Linked DNA regions of Homo sapiens: region 1 is linked to region 2. Evidence: read pairs that join two places in POLR2A ChIA-PET (ENCODE). Cell type or tissue: HCT116. All regions are shown on one strand. Each heading gives the region's core, and the rest is flanking DNA. Links, peaks and the distances in the headings are about the cores only.

What was found. ChIA-PET counts read pairs that join two places held together with the same protein. Peaks named below come from ENCODE experiments on the same cell type or tissue, not always from the same donor. Only the 100,000 strongest peaks of a DNase experiment are listed, where the experiment ranks them.
Region 1: POLR2A ChIA-PET joins it to region 2 with 5 read pairs; 5 of 35 experiments call an interaction of 5 or more read pairs at or near these places.

What each region holds. Positions count from the first base shown.
Region 1 is chr11:10,657,394-10,661,779 of GRCh38, reverse strand. All of the region lies in intron 1 of IRAG1 (inositol 1,4,5-triphosphate receptor associated 1), which reads left to right. Among named protein-coding and RNA genes, the nearest start is that of IRAG1, 34 kb to the left of the region's middle. RefSeq lists a silencer at 2,064-2,358 and enhancers at 1,412-2,611, 3,980-4,129, 3,734-4,386. In HCT116, for the core only: no CTCF peak of the experiment used is centred there; DNase peaks (open chromatin) are centred at 1,919 and 4,191; H3K4me3 peaks cover 1,131 bases; H3K27ac peaks cover 4,000 bases.
Region 2 is chr11:10,714,415-10,718,800 of GRCh38, reverse strand. No RefSeq gene overlaps it. Among named protein-coding and RNA genes, the nearest start is that of IRAG1, 23 kb to the right of the region's middle. In HCT116, for the core only: no CTCF peak of the experiment used is centred there; no DNase peak of the experiment used is centred there.

The DNA of each region.
Region 1 (4,386 bases), core at 291-4,290, 57 kb after region 2:
ATACTTAGATGGAGATTACCCTGGATTAACTGAGCGGGTTCAATGTAATCATGAGTTCTTATAAGGAGGCAGGACGGTGAAAGTCAGAGGAGAAGGAAATGTGAAGGGGGAAGCAGAGATCAGAGGGGAGAAAAGATGCCAGCGACTCTGCTGGCTTTGAGGATGGAGAAAAAAGGGTCACCAGCCAACGAATGTAGGCAGCCTCTAAAGCTGGAAATGGCAGGAAATGGATTCTCCCCTAGAGCCTCCTGAAGAAGCACAGCCCTGCTGATGCTTAGACTTTAGCCTGCTGAGATGGATTTTGAACTTCTGACCTCAAGAATTGTAAGATAATGAATTTGTGCAGTTTTAAGCCACCAAATATGTGGAAATTTGGTACAGACGCAGTAGGAAACTACTACAGGAAGGGAGTAACTTTTCCTGAGGTGAAGAGGAGGAATGGGTTTATGAAGGAGGAGATATGTGAACTGGGTCTTGGAGGACAAGTAGGAACCCATAAAGTATAGAAGGAGGACAGAAGGCAGCCCAAGTATAAGGAGGAGGATGTATGCAAAGGGTGTAAAAAAGCAGGGCATGTTTGGAGGTTGGCTTTTGGTCCACTGTGGTTGGGGCATAAGGTGTACAAAGGTTGAAAGAGGGGATCAGCCTCGAGAGAGGGGCTAGGAGCTTGACTCAGAACTGGCCCCCCCATGGTAAAAGGGAATCAATCCTCAAGGAGTTTATGAAGGGGAAGGATGATCCAATTTGTGTTTCAGACAGACTGCTCTGGTATCATTATGGAGGGTCATTGGAAGGGACCAGGCCAGAGGTAAGGAGACAAATGAGGCTGTTGCAGTGACTCAGGTCACACAGAGCCATGGGCAGGGGTGCCAGGGATGGGAGGAAGGGCATTTCTGAACTAGGATTGATGGGACTCAGAGTCATCTAATTGAATGTGGAGGGTGACAGAAATGAAGGAGTCACGGTGACTTCTAGGTTTGTAGCTTGAGTGCCATTCTCTGGGGCACAGGAGGAGTGGGCTGGGGAGGGAAAGAAACAATGAGCTCTGTCAGGGATGTGTTGAGGATAAGGGATTCATAGTCCACTTGGGAAAAGTTGTCCAAAGACAATTGGCAATGAAGTCTCCATAACTGTGCTATCTTGGGGTGATACTAAAGTCATCTGTGTTCCTTCTGCACCCTGGTAGGAGCAAGAATCAGGGAGCCTGGGGCTGAGTAGCTCAGTGGTGTGCTGGCAATGTTCCACGGCCAGCTCTCTGGGGGGAAAAGGCCCTGATATGTACATAGTGTTTGCCAATTTCCATGGTATAGATACTCCCACTATGACCAATGGCAAGCTACTAACTCACCCTCACTGATCATGGAACTGAGAAGAGATGGGCAGTAGCAAATCATTATATAGTTTCCGCTATGCAGAGACAATAGAAATAAATCTTCAGAAGAGCATAGATAATAGTAAAATGTAGTAAAATAATTAAAAAGCAGTTATTTTGAGTATTTATCTCCTTTTTGTTTAATGTGAGTTCATGTAATTTATTTTTTAATAATGTCTGTGTTTAACCACCAGTTCACAGAATTCTTGAAAATTACATTAGACTCTTATGAGCTGGAACAAGCAGGCTCCTGTGCACCACTAAAGAGATTCCTCCAAAGTACAAGTTAGAAGGGCCCAGAAATCCACCTACTTCTCAGGCTTAGTGACTCTCTAAAGTCACCCATGTGGGGAGGCAGAGCCAAGCCTAGGGCCTAGGAGACAGTTCCTGATCCTCCATGTCTTCCTGGAGACCCCTCGGTGCCCTGCCCTTTATGGGATCTCACAGACCCAGAATGCCGTGTGGTCCTTGACCCCAGGATGATGACTCATGTCACTCTTGAGTGAGTGACTCAGGGAAGAGGCTGCTGAGCAGCCTGGAACAAACAGAACTGGGCAAGATTTATATCTGCTAGGCGCTAAATGGGAGGCTCAGATACTTTGCTGCTATTCTCGGTGCCTTTGAACTGCCTCCGATTGAGCAATTGTACATATTTTGAAGAAGAAAAAATTTTTTCAAGTGGACCTATTTTTAAAAAAAGAATTCCTGAAGTGAACAAGCTGGAAAGGAAACCTGGGGAGATGTTTAGGCTTATTTCCTGTCATTGGTCTGAGCAGGTGCTGGCTCCTTCCCAGGGCACCCCCAGCCAACAAAGCCTATACGAGCTCCACAGGAGCGGAGAGCAGGGCTGGAGAAAATCGGGCCCTAAGAAGGTTTCCCACAGAGGTGCAAACCCCAGGATTGTCGGGGTTCTCAGGGCCAGCCTCCCGAAACGTGACTTTGTTTAGGGGACACAGTCTTGGGGGAAGTGACTTCCACTTCCTCATCCTCCCTTTTCTGTTGCCACCGAGGCTTTCTCCCTGCATCTCCGCCCTTCACCATTCCTGCTCCTGCACAATTCCCTTCAATCTAGATCCACTTTCAGGAGAGAATCCTGGGGCTTCCACCACACACTGGGGGGTGGCTGTACCCCCTTCAGTCACTCACTTACCCACTTGTTCAGCACAGCACAAATACCTACTTGGCCAGACACTGTGGCTGGCTCTCTTCCAGGAGGGATTCCACACTAGGCCTCATGTCTCACCTGTGGAACAAAAACCTCTGTTTTGGGGGAGTCATCATGAGTACAGGGATAGTGGAAAGAACTGGGGCTTTGAAACCAGACCAACCTGGGACTGAGCACAGCCCAGACCTGGGACTAAGCACAGCACAGATCTGGGGCAAGCACAGCACAGACCTGGGACTGAGCACAGCACAGACGTTGGGCAGCCACAGCACAGACCTTGGGCAGCCATAGCACAGACCTGGGACTGAGCACAGCACAGACATGGGGTGAGCACAGCACAGACATGGGGTAACCACAGCACAGACCTAGGACTGAGCACGGCACAGACATGGGGTGAGCACAGCACAGACATGGGGTAACCACAGCACAGACCTAGGACTGAGCACAGCACAGACACGGGGCAAGCACAGCACGGACCTGGGACTGACCACAGCACGGACCTGGGACTGACCACAGCACTGACCTGGGACTGACCACAGCACAGACCTGGGACTGACCACAGCACGGACCTGGGACTGAGCACAGCACAGACATGGGGCAAGCCCAGCACAGACCTGGGACTGTCCACAGCAAAGACCAGGACTGAGTCTCTTTTACTTGCAGGAGACAAATCTGGGAGCTCTGAGCCACTAGGATGAACACCAGAGTCTCTCTGAGCCTTGGCTTGGTTTTGTTGATGCTGTGCATGCTTAGAGAACTCAGCTGCCCTGTTTGGAGAATGGCGAGGGCACTGAGTGGACTCTATGTACCAGCACCTTGCATGTATTTCCTGATTTAATCGTTACAACAACGCTAAAAGGTGGGTGCTATTACCTCCATTTTCAAATGAGGGAACTGAGGCCAGGGGAGATTTATCCAGCAAGGGAGAGGCAGAGGAAGGATTAGAACGGAATCTGCCAAGCAACAAAGCCCCGTGAGCAGGCCAAGGTTAGGAAGCAGGATGGGGCTTTCCCAAGGCAGGCTTCCCATCCGGCTCACTTGTGGAGTCGCGGAACCCAGCTCTGCAGTTGGCCAGGCCCAGGGGACCCCCAGAGGCACCTCCCAGCACTTTCAGCAGATCTCCTGTGGGGAGCATCCTCTCTCCTGCGAGAGTGACCATGAGAGCATGAGAGCAAGAACAATGACGAGTCACTGCCGAAGGACGCCTGCTTTCACAGCACAGACACAATGGCTTACCCTTTACTATGAGCAAAACCGTCAAAATGAAAAGTCAGAAAGCTGCCACATGCAGCCGGGCTCGGGGCATGGGTGCTCTGGGGACTTTTCTGACTCTGCCCCTCACTCATAGATGTGGCCTTGGTCACATGCCTGCCCCTCTGGGCCTCGGTTCCCCATTGGTAAAAATGGGTGCAGGGGTAAGACTGGTGAGTTCTCAGTGTCCCTCCATCACCCTCTGGATTTGCAGAAGGGCTAAGAGAGCTCCACGTGCAGTCACCCCCAACAATTCCCCCCATCAGTTGTCCATCTAGAGATAGACCCGTGGTATTAATAGCAACCTAATCTCTTTCACATTCTTTGTGCTGCTAAAATGAAAGCAAAAATTCAAAGCTGGAAGAACAAAAAAACTCCCTTCTGAGAATACTGAGTCACTCCAGAAAGGTCAGTGGAGGCTAGGTTAACCCATGGTTTCCCGAAAGGGCTTCTTGGCTCTTCCCTCAATGCTCAAAGATTCACAGAGAGAATCTGAGAGCCGCTTAGCTTACGGGCTGTGCTCCTGGGATACTGTGGTTTCAGAGAGGAGTTTGGTCTCTCCTAGGCAGGTTGCAAGGCTCTGGGAGAGGCATCTTTG
Region 2 (4,386 bases), core at 89-4,088:
ATTTCATGTCCCTCACCTGCATGAACTAAGTTGGTAGAGCATCTTAAGTGGTGAGCATGAGGCAGGGAAGCCCAGTCGGCAATAGCTGGAACTCCAGGCAGGTATCCTGGAGCCAGGTGCTCTGTTATTGGCCCTGCCTAGCTGTGCAGCTTTGACCAGGCATTTTCTCCATTCAGCTGCATACTCAGGTCTCTTGGTCAGATCAGCCAGTGTCTAGGCTAGCTTGTGGCTTCCAGGTTTGCCCTTATTCAGGTGGTATGGTGCAAGAATCGCAAATTCCATCCTCCAGCCTGATCTCTGTAGCCACTGCTTCTTCACCAAAGTCATCCACATTTTCCAAGGCCCAGGATTCCGTTGTGAGAAAGATATGGAAGTGCCAGCCGGTCTTGGGCCCTTTGGGATCCTCTGTCATCCTTAGAGACATGTCTTGGGTCTTCTAATGATTTCATTGCTCTTCCCATGAAATAGGAATGGGGACTGGCGGGCAGCCACTCAGCTTCATCTATGAGGCTGTGCTAGTTTTGGATAGCCTCAGCAGATGCCTTGTTACATGCAGATGCAGGGGCCAGGCAGATGGTGCACTTCCATCTGGCCAGGTCTGGCAAAAAGACGAGGACCCACCTCTTCTCCTGAAGCCAGTGGCAGCTAGGCCCACACTTTTCCAACTGCACTAGCTTCTTCATTGCTGGCTCTGTAGGAATGGCTCTAATTTGTTTAGTATCTCCAGCTACTCCACCTCTCAGAGATACTCCATTCTTCAAATGCTGGACATTGAAATTGGGTTTTGGTTTATTTGTTTTTTTCTTTTTTTTTTTTGTTCATATTCTCTAGGATTTTTGTACCTCTACTGATGAGCTACAATCCAGAGAGGCTTTGATGAAGCCATTGGCCTTCTTTTCAAATGGAGTGAAAAACTTGCCCTTGTAACCTAATTGTCAGGTCCCCCCTTAGTATTTGAGCTTTGGGAAAGATTGCTCCCAATCCCAAATTCCACAGTCTAGGTAAGTCCAAAGCATTCCCCAAGTCTACTGTGACTCCTCATGGTGCTTATCCTTCTGGGCTCTTGCAACTGTGCAAGCCATCTCTGATCCAAATGCTCATGTTTCCTGTATGCACAATTCATCCCTTCACTAGGACTACAAGGAATCCACTCACAGGGAGTATTTATGAACTTAGCAGAGGGAGGGGGTCACCTCACAAACCCCAAAGCCTTCTCGTTGGTGTCTCTTTCTTATTTCTGTCATGTCTTCCTCCAGAGTGTTGTCTCCCTTCCTCCTTTACAACACAGAGCTGTCCCCCACCTGACACCTCTTTCCCAGCTGACACTCAGATCTTTGAAGCTCCTCTTCTTGCCCTAATAGTTCTCAAGGTGTTTTCCTCAACAAAACCATTTTCTTCCTAGAAAAAATTCTAAAGCATCAACTCTTACAATAATAAAAATTTCTCTCTCTGATTTCACATTTCTCATACGCAGGGTTGGGGGTTTTAAGAAATTCCGTTTAGCCATTAGGATGTGATTTAACAGGAACCCAATTCAAAGTGGCCTAAATGATAAAGATTATTGTTATCTCACATAATTGGAAGGCCAGAGACAGGTTGGCTGCAAGCTTCAGGGCCTCAGCTCTATCTCTTTTTTCCGTTCCAGGCTTAGTCTTGGACGATAGCAAGATGACTGCTGCAGTTCTAGGCTTCGTAGCAGACTCCACAATGTGCCAGACAAGAAGGGATAGTCTCTTCCCATAGCTCTTCTTTATAGGGAGGAGTCATTTCCCAGAAGTCCCTGAGCAGACACTGCCTTCCCATCTCATTGGCCAGGTTTGGGCACATGTCTAAACCCGTGGCTGGAAACCGGGGTGGGATCTGTGACTCGCTTAAATTAAGCAGGAACAATTTTCTGCCGCTGATGGGGTGTGGAAGGCATGCAGTGAAGCATGAGGCTGTATGGAGGAGGATGGACATCCCAACAAAGATGGGGCACCTCAGCATTCCTGCTGTTCTGCCTCCTGGCCCTGCCTGATGGCAGTTTGTCCTCCCCCAGTATCCCTGTCTGTTCCTATACCCGCAACCAGAGGGGAACCTGCCAGACCTGAATGTCTCTGTCTTTACAGGTCTCATCCCACCTCTGCACCAAGGGCAACCCATCACCTTCCTGGAGTAAATTATTCTTATGATTTGAGGAGTTCGTATTCTCATCTGTTTTTCTGTTTACAACATGCTAGCAGCCTTCTGCAAGTAATTGCATGAAATATTTTTTGAGAGAAGTTACAGGCATTTGGGGGATTCCAAAACTTCCAGTTCATATAAGCTCATAAGAGTCTTTATTTTTTATCTGTATGTATATATTTTTTTGCCTTTCACTGGTTAGGACAGTGGTTCTCAAATTTCCATGGGAATTTCTTAGAAAGCCTGTTAGAAACGACTGTGCCCTCCCCCACTCCCTGTCTGCAATCTGGAGTAGAATCTAGGAATGTATATTTAAAGTATGTATCAGAGGTGACCACATGTTGAGAAACACTATTTTAGGAGAAGGCATACCAATCGAACCCTGCTTTGATAGATTACTTGAAGAGGGGGAGCAATTCTAATTTCATATAATTTCATTTTTGTTTAAACGAGGGACTTGAGGAATGCAAAAGCAAAGGTAATATGAATTTTAGATCATCAGGACTTTTTTTCCTTTAAGTACATTTACAACTCAGAAAACAAATCTCTCACCAGGCTGTCTTCCTAACTAGACTTCAGGATGTCATTTGTTCGGATGAAATGGTAATTGCTTGTTTTCCAAATGCCAAGTGTTGGGCTGCTTAAGACCTTGAACAGTCTGGGCCTGGAGAGAAAAGACTCTGGTACTTGGAGTATTTTCAGGGTGTTGAAGTCCCCGAGTTGGTCTTCCCTGAATAGGTTTGTTTCTTTATAAATGGGGACCTCTCCTTGTGAATTAGGTCAAGTTAACATGGACTGCAAACTGGCTGCAGAGTCTGCTTCTGGGGTTCTGCCCCTCTTGCTCCATTTCCCGGCAGAGTTGGAAGCTCCCAGTGTGGAGGAGGGGGATACGGTAGAGAGGCAGTGAGTCACAGAAGGTGGCCACTCTCAGCAGGTCAGGGAGCAGATGGAATCAAGGATACTCCAGGGTAGCCTCCATCTTTTGAGTTGGAACTGGGCAGCTTTAAGTTTCGACTTTCAGGGTGTGGAGATGGAGACTGGAGATCCTCTTCCCCTTTGGAGAAGGTTCCCAGCACTGCAGCAGCAGAGGGAGCATCTGAGAAAACAGGCAGAGACATGAAGAAAGACATGCAAGGGGCCGAGGCCTTTCAGTCCCTGATGCCTGGTCCCCCTCTGCCAGAGAACATAAGCAACAGAGTCCATTTTAGAAGTCTCTCCATGGCTGTTATGGGGGGACTGGATTGGACAGAAGCAAGAAACAAGGAGACTAGTTGGGAGGAAGTAGAAAAAAGTATATGCTTATTGAAGGAATGAATTTTGTGCTGTGATATTAAGCTGTGGCTTTGGGTCCCTGCTTTGGGCAAAGGCCACTTGCACCATGTTCCTTGGGGACTGCGGTAGGCCATCAGACTTCTGGAAGAGTAAAACCCTTCTCTTCCTGCTCTCCTCCACTGACCCTGTAGATCTCCACTCTTCCTCTTCCTGGGAAGTCCCTGTGGCTGTAGCCCCTGAGATCCCATCCTGCTTTTCTCTGTGCTCTCTGGTGTGTTTGGAGCTCACTCTCAAGCTGGTATTAAGCCTGGTTCTGCTTTGGTGAACCCCACTTCGTTGCCTTTTGTAGTCTGAGCGTGTCTTGCTTAATAGCAAACACTATTTTTTTTCATAGCCTGTTTGGCTCACACCACATTTTTAGCCCACCAGAATTCCCACCCCACCCCTCTACATCCACATTTGAAACACAGGCAGGTAATCTCTGGGCCATGGGGTGACAGCTTACGTGCAGAGCCAAAGTGGCTGCCAAAGTCTATACACCTTTGAGGGGGTTACCCACTCTCCTCAGGCCCTTGCTGCTCTCAAGGAACCCACCACCTAGGTGCTGTGTCCCCAGAGTTCTGCCCTGCAGTTTTCCAATCCCAGGATGCTTAAACATTCAGAAAAAAAAACAGGCATTATTCCTGTCCGTGAAAGCTGAGGGAGGTCTCTAGCACCCTCAAAGCTAGCTTTTGGGCCAGGCATGGCGGCTCACGCCAGCACTCTGGAAGGCCAAGGCAGAAAGATCACTTGACACCAGGAGTTTGAGACCAGCCTAGGTGGCCGGGCGCAGTGGCTCACGCCTGTAATCCCAGCACTTTGGGAGGCCCAGGCGGGCGGATCACGAGGTCAGGAGATTGAGACCACGGTGAAACTCCGTCTCTACTAAAAATACAAAAAATTAGCTGGGCG